Regions from separate parts of the Homo sapiens genome. Here region 1 is linked to region 2. Evidence: chromatin contacts called from ENCODE Hi-C or POLR2A ChIA-PET data. All regions are on one chromosome and are shown on one strand. The core of a region is the stretch at or near the end of the contact, and the rest is flanking DNA. Distances in the headings are between cores, read along the strand shown. Region 1 holds the start of ADARB2 (adenosine deaminase RNA specific B2 (inactive)). Region 2 overlaps ADARB2 (adenosine deaminase RNA specific B2 (inactive)).

Evidence for each region. A loop is a pair of places that touch in the nucleus more often than their neighbours do. ChIA-PET counts read pairs that join two places held with the same protein, here RNA polymerase II (POLR2A). Pooled maps may share reads with other maps.
Region 1: a loop to region 2 is called in a map of B cell, with 15 times the contacts of the local background. The contact joins the promoter of ADARB2 here to the enhancer-like site in region 2. A Hi-C loop is called at or near these places in 2 of 168 maps with a recorded cell type or tissue (B cell and GM12878), 11 of 37 single-sample maps with no recorded cell type and 5 of 50 pooled maps. POLR2A ChIA-PET finds 5 or more read pairs at or near these places in 1 of 52 experiments (endothelial cell of umbilical vein).

What each region holds. Positions count from the first base shown.
Region 1 is chr10:1,733,603-1,740,177 of GRCh38, reverse strand. It overlaps ADARB2 (adenosine deaminase RNA specific B2 (inactive)), which reads left to right and starts at 2,653. Exons shown (of 10, transcript NM_018702.4): 1 at 2,653-3,127. The coding sequence starts at 3,028. RefSeq lists a silencer at 2,704-2,763 and an enhancer at 2,725-3,321.
Region 2 is chr10:1,485,815-1,491,634 of GRCh38, reverse strand. The region is part of intron 1 of ADARB2 (adenosine deaminase RNA specific B2 (inactive)); the gene reads left to right. Among named protein-coding and RNA genes, the nearest start is that of ADARB2-AS1, 38 kb to the left of the region's middle. RefSeq lists a silencer at 2,198-2,364 and an enhancer at 2,507-2,556. Within about 2 kb of position 1,699, at least 3 of the 41 ENCODE cell types and tissues checked have a DNase peak (open chromatin) inside an H3K27ac peak, as active enhancers do; they include B cell and GM12878, where a contact is called at or near this core.

The DNA of each region.
Region 1 (6,575 bases), core at 1,404-3,903, 250 kb before region 2:
CCAAGGGCTCCTTTCTATGCCTCACCCGTCTCCCCCCGACCCCTATAGGTTCATGCCGGGCTGCAGTTGGCTTTGTAGCTGCCTGTTCCTCCTTGCAACCTCTCTGCTGGTGCTTTGTTTTGTGGGAAGAGCAGGGACTGAGCATGAAGTAGCTGGGGACACCACAGCGACATCTCCTGATGGGCACCGGGCGAGATTGGCTCCTGCTCCTGAAGCCTCTTCCAACTGCTGCTCATCCCACCACGTTGCAAAGCTGCGCTGAGGCACTGTGGGAAACAGGCAGGAGGTGAGGAGGCTCATCGGGGAATGGCAGCTTACCAGCACTGCTCACTCGCAGCCCTGCTTGCAACAGCAGAGTGAGACGTGCTGGAAACCACGCTGGAGTTAACGCACTTGTCGCTGCGAGCCTCTTCTTTAAAGCCCCTCTGTGATGAGAAACAAAGGCTTTCTCGCCTAGCCGTCGCCCTAGCATCATCTATTATGCATCGTCTTATGCAAAATAAATAAAATACAGAAAACAGCAAGTATCTGTGAAAACAGCATTTTCATAAATTATACAAAAAAGAACCAATTGGAGGAACTTCAAGAAAAAGGTTTGCCAAAATTTCGATCGTAACTTTCAAATTAGGGTCTAAATGAAGTGTTCAAAGACAGTTTTCAGTTTTGTTTCCCCACTCCACCAACATCAGAAGAACATTTAACAGACACGTTACTTTCCGGCCACCATACCTGCCCTTGGAGTGAAACAAGGGTTCATGTATACGAGTCTCCCAGACAGCACGGTTGCTCCGTGTGATGATGGAGCTATTGGGGCCATTAATAAATGCTGACCACCTTGTGGGGGCTGTGTGTGTGTGTGAAGCTCTTCTGAAGCACCTTCCTTCGGTGACTCCACCCCCTGATGGGTTTTCTGCAGATACAGAAATAGGGCAACTCTGGATTAGTGCAGCACATTGTGTGAAGCTCAGAAGTTTCACAGGCAGAGTCCTAGAGCTGTGTTTCTCGATATAGTTTAAGCACTCAAATATCTCGGGTATTGCAGAGAGGAAGTGAGAGAGCTATGTGCCTTCTCAACCCTCGCTGGGAATTATCAGCAGAGCTGAGCTGTGCTGTCATGGGAACAGGGTTGTTGAAGCCAGCCCTGAAGAGGGATGTTGGTTTGATTGTGGTCCTCAGTCTGAGTTGGACTAGAAGGTTCAACATTCTAAAAGGAAAACGCAGAAGCCCTGTCTTTCTGAGGCTTGTCTGCAACATACGCTCATTCCTTCCAAATTATTTGCTGGAAAAAATTTAATAAATAATCATAGAGTAATTAACATGTTCCAGTTCCTGTCTATACTGGTTGATACTGATTCAACGAGTATGAATGAACTTATGAGGTGGGTGACGTTGTTATCCCCAGTTTACAGATGAGGAAACTGAGGCACGGTTTAACTTACCCGAGGTCATAGCAGTAGAGTTAAGATTTGAAATCAAATGTCTTACTCTCTCTCATCAATGAAAACTGAGCTACGATCTATCAGCTCAGCACATAACAACACAGGATCATCCTAATTATTTCCAATGTCCCCCAGAGTGATTCTTTTTTCTTATGATAAAAATTATCTGGAAATTTCTAGGCACATAAGCAGCTGAAAAGGTTGCATGTGAGGCAATGAATAGCAGAAATATTTGTGTGCCATTTTTATATCAACATGTTAATGTGTGCTAATGAATTTTAGAGTGGATTTTTTTAAAAACATGACTATTGTAATTAAAAGCTTATGTGATTTAAATACAAGATGCAATGATGATTACCAGATTCTATTCCTCTTTATATTTTACATAAGACTTCCAGGGTTCCATAAGTATAATCTTGAAACATAGGACATTCCTGGAAAAAAAAATTGCTTAAAACTATTTCAGTGTGCAATCCACCTCTTTGTAAATGTTACTTTCTTCCATCCAAATATTACATTTGGCAACAAAACTCTCCGCTGAGAGCTTTCTCTTCCTTTTGTGTCATTGTTCCCTAAATAAAGCAACACATGAAATTCCTGACGGCAAAAATCAGACTCAGATCCCAAAACCTCTGTCTTTATGCAAGATTTATCTTTTGCATTGGAAACGGCCAAGGAATATGAAGAGGGGAAAGAAGAGGCAAACAGACAAGCATGCAGGCTCTGAGGAATAAATGCCCCTCAGGACGCTGTCTCCTGGGGAATTGCAAACCTCAGTCCGTTTCTGAGGAAGTGCGGTCTCTGCATTTCTGAAAGAGGTATTTCCCCCCCTTGACACAAGGAGCATGGTAATGAATTGACTAGTTAAAAACTGTTGGTTGGAAAAACCCGTCCCTGTGTCTTTCTGAGCAGGGCGAGCTGAGCTGTCCGCGAGGCTGCGGCAGGAGGCCTCGTCCTCCCGGGCAGGGTCCCTCCTGGAGGCTCCCCCGGTCTCTCCCAGACGCACCCGCGCCGCGTCCTTGTTCCCCGGGAGCAGCCTCCCTCCAGCCGCCGGTCCTGGGAGCTTCACCGTCCAAACGGGAGCTGAGTTTGCAAGCGGCCAGGCGGCGGTGCGGCTGGTGCTGCTGCTGATGTCAGAGCCAGAAAGCAGTTGTGATTGGATCTAATTAGACGCTGCTGCAGCAAATAGACAAGCTCCCTGCGTGATTGGCTTCAAAGTGGCTGGTGCCAAACAACTAGCAGAGGCGCAAAAGTAGCCTCCCTGCGCTGGGAGCCCAGAGCAGGAGGCAGAGCCCGCGGGAAGCTCGGAGCACTCAGGACGCCGCGCGCCCTTCCCCGCCCTCCCTGACCAGGGAGCAGCTCGCTCCAGGCGCCCAGCCGAGGCCCCCAGCCCAGTGGGAGCAAGTCATAGAGAACAATTCGAGAGACAGAGAGACGGAGCGCGCTTTCCTGCTCAGTCCTGAAAAGTGAGCCGCTCCCGGGTTTGCAACCTCAAGCTTCGCAGCAGCGGCGGCGGCGGCTGCCGGGAAGGAGGCAGGTGCAGGTGCAGGAGGGAGGCGGCTCTGGGCTCCGCGCCTGGGTCTCGGCCATGGCCTCGGTCCTGGGGAGCGGCAGAGGGTCTGGAGGGCTGAGCAGTCAACTCAAATGCAAGTCCAAGAGGAGGAGGAGGCGGAGGTCCAAGCGGAAAGGTAAGGACCGCGTGGCGCGCCGGCCCCTGCCCCCCTTCACCCCCGGCTTCTCCACCCCGGCCTCTCATGGGGTCTCCGGGCTTGTCCGTTGTGAGCAGCTTCACTTTGGGGTGCTGGCGGGATGGCTGCTCCGTGCAGGGCGCTCGGGAGTTCAGATCCCGTGGAAATGTCTGGGGCCTCCTCTTGCCCAGAGGGGACAGTGAGCAGCCACGCTGCGACATGTTTGAGGGACCCGGACGAAGTGGGGCGAGGGCGGCGAGGAGCTCCCCGGGGACCCCGCGCGTCTCCGGGCCCCGCAGTCCCCAGTGGCCGGCCGGGCTGGCACTGCCTTCCACCCTCCGGAGGCCATCTCGTCTCCCAGTGCCAAAGGAATTACCCAAAAACGGGGGAACGAGCCCTCGCGCCAGCTACTCCCATCCAAACTGTCCCGGAGGAAGGGATAGGCGAAGCCCTGCGATCGCCTCTCCAAATTGGCTGGCAGTTTTTACTCAATGTGGTGCCCGTCGATTTGTAAACATTGGGTCGTAAAGAGAACACAGGGCTCGTCCTTGGAGAAATAAGCAGAAATGAATACAGGAAAACAGAAAGAAGCATCATATTTTGTTAGTGGTAGAAAAAAACCGCAAACCAGGAAAGCAGGAAAAGCAGCCGGCTGACAGCGGCCACTGACAAACTCAGCTGTGCCTTGTTACTGATATTCCTGGGGCTGGGCCGCGCTGAAGTTAGTCAATGCTACAGCAAGGGAGGGCTTTCACACTGGGGATTTTGCAAAATTAGCAATCGCTCCAATATGAGAGCAATGCCCCCAGTGCCATCGTAGCCTGTGTGCATGCCAGGAAGAATTAAAAGATTCTTCTCATGCCGACCCTTCTCTCCTAGAGGAACCTGTGTTATTGTCAGTTCCTAGTGAGCCTGCAGGAGAAAGTTCAGTTCTAATCATGATTTGAAATGTGCTGATTTTTTTTAAGTGAGGTAGAAGTATAAAGAACGGTTGGAAAAACACAGCTAGAATTGATCAGCTTTGCCAGTTGTTTGAAAGCAGGAGGCAACGTTAGGTGTGTTTGGGGTTGTCCATCTTTCCTGAAGAATTTTCATCTTTGCATTGGCCTAAGATAAGTTTCTACCAGACCGTTTCCTGTGTGCCCTCGAACCGTCACCAGGTCCTTTATTGCCTCTTCCAATAATAGAAATTATCCAGACAGTCAGCAGGCATAAATGTCAATAGCAAACAGTCATTCATTATGACCGAACGTCAGGACCACTGGGAGGGATTGGCCCCCACAACTTCCTCAAAAGGTTTTGGAGCCTTTGGTTTCAGAAGGGAGGTGATGTTGTGGTTCTCATTTACCTCTCAGCTGCTAAGTGTGCGCTTGCGATTCACTTTGTTGTTTGAAATTATCATTTTGAAACAGACCTGTTAGTGTCCTCCAAAGATAATGCCAACACAAAGTGGCATTGATATTGAGAAAGTCACCGGATTGAATAATGAATATGACTTTTAAAAGAGGAAAAAGGAAGCATCATCTTTACACTTGAAATGTTCACATTTCCCAATATTTTTTGATTAGTCTATTTAAATATTTAGAGTTGAAGAATGTGGAGTAATAGTTCGCAATAATGCATTTTATAAATATAAACAGGAGGAAAGTGTTGCCTTTCTCCAAATTCACTTGCCTTGCCAGGAAGCGTCAGTCATGCTAGCTTAGAAAGTATTCAATTTAGGGGGAAAAAGGAAATCTGGGGAAAGACTTCATTTGCTATAAACTTAACTTTAGCAATTCAAAATAAAACTCCTATAGCAAATATTTCCATACCTTGGTTATTTTGAATATGTCAAGTCCCTTAATTTTCATAGCCAAAAATTGAAGCGGGAAAGGGCATTCAGGTTTTGTACACTGATTTCTGTTACGAAGAGATTTCTGGCGTGCGGGAGAATTTCCCAGGGCACCTGCCGGCAGCTATCTTGATAGGAAAGTCAAATCAAACGGCTAAAGATTCAATTTTTGGGGAAACGTTAACCATGTAGATGTAACTGATCAAATTAAAAGGTAAAGTAACCAGCTAAGAGACACATTAAATAATTATTTGCATTTTCCTGGGAATTGATTACTTCATCTATGATACCTAGTTATTACAGATGCTGATATTTTTTATTTTATAAAAACAATGGTGAGTTTAAATTATGTTCTAATTGTCATGAATCTTAACAACCATAAATGAATAGAATAACCTCAATTTTAAGCTTATCTGATATTAAAACTCTATACTTGCCACAATTTAAAATCCACGTGTGTATGAGAGACTGTTAAGGAATTTAGTGTGGCTCTATTAGGTGCTAACTGAAGACACTGACAGAAGCACAAGGTAAGGGCTGTTCTTATGGGGGAATAAAGACAATTAAGATACATGCTGACCCTGTTGCCTGTCAGATGCGTATTTCTACCTAGTCTAAGGGACAAGAATCATTTTTGAAGATGCATGATAACTTTAATTTCCCAGTGTGGTGACATCTGGCTCCTTTTCTATGTGTGACTCTGAGAGTGACTTTGGCATGATATGCTTCTTATCAAAATGATCTGTGAGCTCTGAAATAAAGCATGCCGGGGCTACCACTGAAGGGTGGTCAGGACACAATACTTTCATTAAGTATAATCCATAGTCTTGGAAATGATATTTTTTTCTGTAGAAGTTATATTTTAGTTACTATGCCACAAAGGCAGCTGTATGTATCTTTAAAAAAAAAAAAAAAAAAAACACCTTCGTCACAGAATATGACTTTCAGGTATTATTTGGCAGGAACCTGTATTTCTCTCTCAAATAAACTTTAAAGAAGGTTCTCAGAATATGTCTCCCCACACATCAATCCTACTTCTGTTATTTTACTGGGACCTAGTGTTGTACAATTTTGTGTTTTCTGTGTTATTTTTCAGCAGGGACTTTCTTTTAGAAATTATTCATAAATGGTTTAAATTTTTTATGTAAATGAAAAATGCCAAAATTTGACTCTCATATAAGAGAAAAACAAGCTGCTGAAAAAAAAAAAACTATGAGAAGGACAGGGAAAATCTCTCTCATTTTTACATCGCGGCAAAGCAACGTTCATATCCCATGACACATGCCAGACACGTCAGTGTGTCCCGCGCCTGCCTCACTCAGAGGCGTTCGGAAAATAGTAGCACTTGGAGGTTATGGAGACTGTTACCTGCCATCACTAAATACCCCTGGAGTTCATTTCTCACACAGTACCAGGAGATTGCACTTTATTTTATAGTTCTTGGTAATTATGTACAACAAAATCCATATTATGTGGTTATATAGAGTAATATCTGCCTGTATTAGAAAATAGCTCAATGTGTACGTATTAAAAAAGGATACACTTTAACCAAAAAATAATAAAGAAAAAGGGTTTTTTTTGTTAATATCCGTTCAACCAGGTAGATTAAGAGGC
Region 2 (5,820 bases), core at 450-2,949:
TCTCATTACATCTGACTTTGTTTATTCCATTTTTAATTTCCACAAAAACAGTGTGTGTTGGTTTTGGGACTCCTTATGAATTGGCCCTGCTAATTGTCAGGCAGGATGACTCTAGAGCTGACAAAATGGTGAAACAAAGAATGGGCTTTTTTGAGTTATCAGGATTTCTTAACATTCTGTAGGCACACAAATGCTAGGTGTCAGTAAGATTGTAAAACTCCAGTTAAATAAAAGGTTTCAAAATGGTTCCTAAAAAGAAATAATAAGCCAGGCACGGTGGCTCATGCCTGTAATCCTAGCACTTTAGGAGGCCAAGATGGGAGGATTGCTTGAGCCCAGGAGTTCCAGACCAGCCTGGGCAACGTGGCACAACCCTGTCTCTACAAAAAATAAAAACAATTAGCCGGGTGTGGTGGCTTACACCTGTAATCCCAACTACTTGGGAGGCTGAGGTGGGAGGATTGCTTAAGCCTGGTTGAGGCTTGTGTGAGCCATGATCATGCCACTGCCCTTCAACCTGGGCCACAGAGCAAGAGTCTGTCTCTTAAAAAATAATAACAATTAAATAAATACATAAACAAAAAGAAATTATAAAATTGTGAGGACTGCAGAAGGCATTTCCTCTGGCCAGTTACTTTTTCATTGTTCCTAAGAGATATGAAGCACCTGCCATGATGTGGACTTCAAGGTCCTCTTCCTTCAGCATGGTAATCCTGTAAGGCTTAGACATGGCATCCTATCTGCTGACGTATGTAGTTCATGAGACAACTGGGGTATGGTCCTTGGAAACAGAGAACCAAGTTCAGCTCTGGATTCTTACTTTCATGTGTATATTGTCTTGGGTGAGCCATTTAACGGCTTATTTAAAAAAACAATAGCAGGCTGGCTGTCTTGGCTCAGGCGGGTGATTCCAGCACTTTGGGAAGCCAAAGAGAGCAGATCACTTGAGGTCAGGAGTTCAAGACCAGCCTGGACAACATGGAGAAACCCCATCTCTACTAAAAATACAAAAATTAGCTGGGCAGGATGGCACACACCTGTAATCCCAGCTACTGGGGAAGCTGAGGCAGGAGAATCATTTGAACCCAGGAGGCAGAGGTTGCAGTAAGCCCTGATTGTCTCACTGCACTCCAGCCTGGGCCACAGAGCGAGACTCTGTCTCAGAAAAACAAAATTAAATTAAAATAAAAATTAAAAGCAGTAGTAAAAGAAACCTCAGAGGATTTTTTCAGTGGTCATTTGAATTAATATATTGGAACTTACCTTGTAAACAGTTAAGTGCTTTCAGATATAAGGTTATCTTAACATTTAACCTACTATTCTTAATTATTATTTCCATATAATCTATAGTATACTATTGCCTGCTATTATCATCCCATTATTGCCTTTCTGAGTGGTGGAATCCTACTCTTCCTCCAGGGCAAGTTCCCAAGGCAAGTCCTGGGTGAAGCCTTCCACTAAAGGGGCTGGCGTTAGGCTTGCTTCTTCTCCTAGGCCGTTGTTAGTGTTGCTTCTTCTCCTGGGCCTCCTGGTTTTTCATGTATTCTCTGATGACAGCATCTTGCACAGGCTCACTTACCTGACAGCTAACGTGTGCTTCTGTTTATCACAAAATTGTCAGTCAGCTGCAAGGCTGAGGTCTTTGTTGTCCGTGCACCTGTAGCAGCAGCTTGCCTAGACAGACCCTCATGATATGAAAGTATGTGGTGTATGGAGACATTTTAATTTAAATATCCCACAGTATTTTGACCCCCTCTCATTCAGGCTCACCAGATATTTCACCCAAGAGAGACACCCAAGAGTGTTTGATCCTAATATGCTAATTATTAGGATCCCTCATCCAGCATTTCTTGTATACAATTGTGTTGGAGTCTCTTCTTCCTTACATATTCTTCTTCTAGGCTTCAGAAAGTGCTGGTTTGAGAAGTTCAGAGTTCGTCTTACCTAAAGACCAGGCAGGTTGAAATAACCGTGGTGTCTTCTGCCTAATAATTGTTACTCAAAAGCATTTGCCATCTTTATAGTTTTCCCAGTGGTTTAAAAAACTCTGAGATTGACTTTGTTGTTTTTCTTCCGCTAATGCAAACAGAAAGCTCGAGACTTGCGGATCCGCTACTAATGGGCAACACATTAAGTGGCGGCTGTGAAGGTATTTGTTCCTCTGGACTCACAGGAAAATGTTAGATCAGAGGATACTGAGAACTGTGACCAGACGACTTGGGTAGATCCACTGCCCTGATTGCAGAAGCTCCCAGAAAGGCACGGTCACGCCTTGCTGAAAGGGAAGGTCAGGTGCATCCGGTGCAGAAGCTCCCAGAGAGGCACTGTCACGCCTTGCTGAAAGGGAAGGTCAGGTGCATCCGGTGCAGAAGCTCCCAGAGAGGCACGGTCACGCCTTGCTGAAAGGGAAGGTCAGATGCATCCGTGGGCCTCCACAAGTGCATGAGAAGTTGATCAATGTCTTAGAGTTTAAGTATCAGGGAGTAACTTTGGCCAAGAAATGAGCAAATTGAGAGACATTTGGCTGCAATACTTCACACAGCCGCGAGAAATCTGGCAGAAGCAAGCCTCACTGATCCGAGGTGCGCAGTCGCGCTTGCTGGCACCCGGCCAGGAGCCTGTGCCCCCTGAAGCTGCACAATCCATCTTCACCTTAGTGGAGGATGCCTTCCAATTTCTCTCAAAAAGGAGGGCAAACACTGTATAAGGTCTCCCTGATCAGATCGGAATGTGTTCCCATCTCATCCTGGTTTGCTGACCAAGAAGAAACCATCTCCTTCTAAAACCTGTCAGACGATATCGTCAAGGACCGCAGATATGCGAGCGTTTTCCCCCGAGGAAACACAGATACACGTATGCTGTTAGGGAGCATTGCTCTTCTCAGACTCGCGCAGGCCCAGAATTCACAGAGAAGACATGCATGCAGGGAGATGCAGAATATTCCAGTGTGAGGAGCGGACGTGCATTCGCCAAAAAGAAAAGTCCTCCCTTTCACGTCTCCCCAGTGTTAGGCTATTTCATGGGGTGCAGGGCTCATTGATCATTGATCATTGATCCTGCAGCCTGGCCTATATCCAGCACAGCCCATTCTTTGGTGGGAGAGAGATATCCAAGTTCTCCACCGTCCCACCAGGGCAATTTGGCCACTTGTCTATTTTCACACCAATTCAGTAATGCCCTCCCTGAAGGTCACTCTTTAGGAAAGGCCTTAATTAAGATTTCTGCCTGCAGCAAATTGTAGAAACTGTAATACATCACACCAGCAACCCAGACACAGGTCATTGGCTACTCAGACCTGCTCATGTGATGTGAGCAAATATTACCATTGTCACTTTGCTGTGGGTCATTTTTGGATGTGCTTTAAAAGGCAGTGCCAACTGTAGGATGTTTGTACATCCTTTTTTTTTTTCTTTGCCAAATCTGAGATAATGTCTGTATCTTTTCAAAGAAAATGCTTGCCTCAAAAGTCTACACTAGCTTATAAATTATGAAATAGTCAGATGCTTAAGAGAGATTTTAATACATAAAAAGTAATGGAATGGATTCTTTATATTGAGTGCTTTCTCAAAGCAAACCAAGAAACATGTAGATGACCTTCTTGGAAATTACCACAATTTATGAAAAATTTGAAGCTGATATATTAACTTTTAAATTAGTACAATGGAAAGACTCTAATTCATTGTAAATTCAACAAATTCCCTTTCATCTGTTTGTTTGTTTGTTTGTTTCCTTTTTTCTTCCTCCTCTGTGGAATCATGCCAAGCTCTCCTCACACCCGCGGCACGTGTTTTTAACTCCCAGTAGGTGAAGAGCTACCACCACACTTTTGTTTTTCTGACCACTCTTGGTTCTTCAGAGCTGTCAATCTGTATTTAGTTCACACCAGCCTGAAAACATAAATTGCAAAACAAACATCTTTTTGCACATTTTGTAATACCTAAACTTTTTCCCTAAACCATGTCCGTTCCCAAATGTCTATATTCTTTTCTTCCTGCTTTATTCCAACTACACTTTAGGAATAAGTCAGATATCCCAAGTCATGTTCCATGACCTTTATTTACCCCACCTAACCCTTGGCCCAAAATGAAGTGTGAGGCTATAGCTTCGCCCACAACCCAGGGCCGGGAGCAGGTCAGGGCAGGGCATGGGTGAGCCCACAGGGTCTCCACTCAGCAGCAGGCACCTCCTCTCCTTCCCCTCAAGAGCTATAAAGAAGTCCAGCTCCCAGACCAGCAAGAGCTTATCTTGCCAAATTCTGTTTACGAGAAGTGTGAGTGTGTGTGTGGAGAATGTTTATTTAGTCTTTTTGTTTTCACTTGTTTTCAATAACTTGCAACTGAAGAGCTCAAGTAATTTAAATGTTACTGGGGTTCCCAACCCTAATGCTGCATCAGAATCACCAGATAACTTGACAACCCTTCACCTGAGTCTCACCCAGTCGTAGATGGATTTGGTTTGACTTTCCAGGTTTGCTATCCAAGGCCTTGGCCAAGGGGAGCAGGGCTGAAATCCGGCCTCCCCAGCATCCGGGCTCCCACGGCACCCACGCGTGCAGCTGATGAGCCTCTCTGGTGGGGCCCAGGGCTCCACGACTTTCTAGAGTTCTTGCAGATAATTCTCACACACAATGAGCACTGAGAGCACAGAGGTCTGTGTGGGAGGTCTGAGTGGGAGACTTAGAACAGAGATTCGCGTGTTCTCTCTTCTTTCCTCTTCCAACCCTAAACCAGTTACATGTACTTCATCTATCTCAATTCCAGTGACGTTCACTCCTCTTGCATTTTAAATGTGGGACTCTCTTACACCAGTAAATCGAGATTTCTGGCTCCTCCTGAAATATCTGGCAGTCCTGGATACCTTCCCATGTGGTAGCAATGAGTCATGGTGTCTCTGGTCAGTCCCCACCAACCCTGGTCACCCTCAGTTCTGAGGCTGATGCTGATGGCTGGCCGTCGTTTCTTTTGCACCCCTGCTTTTTCTTGAGGTCTGTATACCCATATTTCTGTCAAAAATAAGAAAATAAAACACAGTCCAAGGAAGACACAGTAGAATATATTTGTATGAAAGCAGCCCTAACTGCTTAATATACAGCCAAAGCAAATCTGTTATAAACCTAGCTTGATTAACTCTGGCCAGACACAGCCAGTCCCTAAAGACCTTGGTGTTTTTAATAGCTCCACCTGAAATGTGCAGACTTTGTGTCTATATTGTTCGACTCTCCAGATGATTTACTTAATTATCCATCTAGAGTTACCTCTGTAGAATATATTAATGATCTGGAATTTAGAGAGAATAATGCAATAATTAAGAATTCTATTTATCATCTCCCAAACAGATAAACCTGGAATAGATGCCATCTAGAAAGCATCTCTGAGATGTGCTTAACAACACACACACACACACACACACACACACACACACACAGGCGTCCACACACATACACATGCACACACACATTTTCATTGTGTTTTTCCTCTAACGAGGTTTACAGTAGAGCTTGAGATAATTGGCCCAACCACAAAACTCAAAGATGAATGAGTAGCCGATGTGGCACCTCTAGGAACTGTGCATCTTCTCCCTTCAATACAACCATACATAGGCCAGAAATACAGCACCTCAGAGCTTCTGCCAGCTGAAATAGATTTTAATTCCCTGCCAAGCCTTCACAAACATTCAATTGCTGGAATCCAATGATGAAGTTAGAAGAGAGAGGGAGAGTCATATATTTTATTTCTCATTGGACGTAACTTGAACACTCCAAGCCAAGGCCAATATTTTGTCCATTACAATCACATTGCAAGTCTGAATTAGAATCGTTTC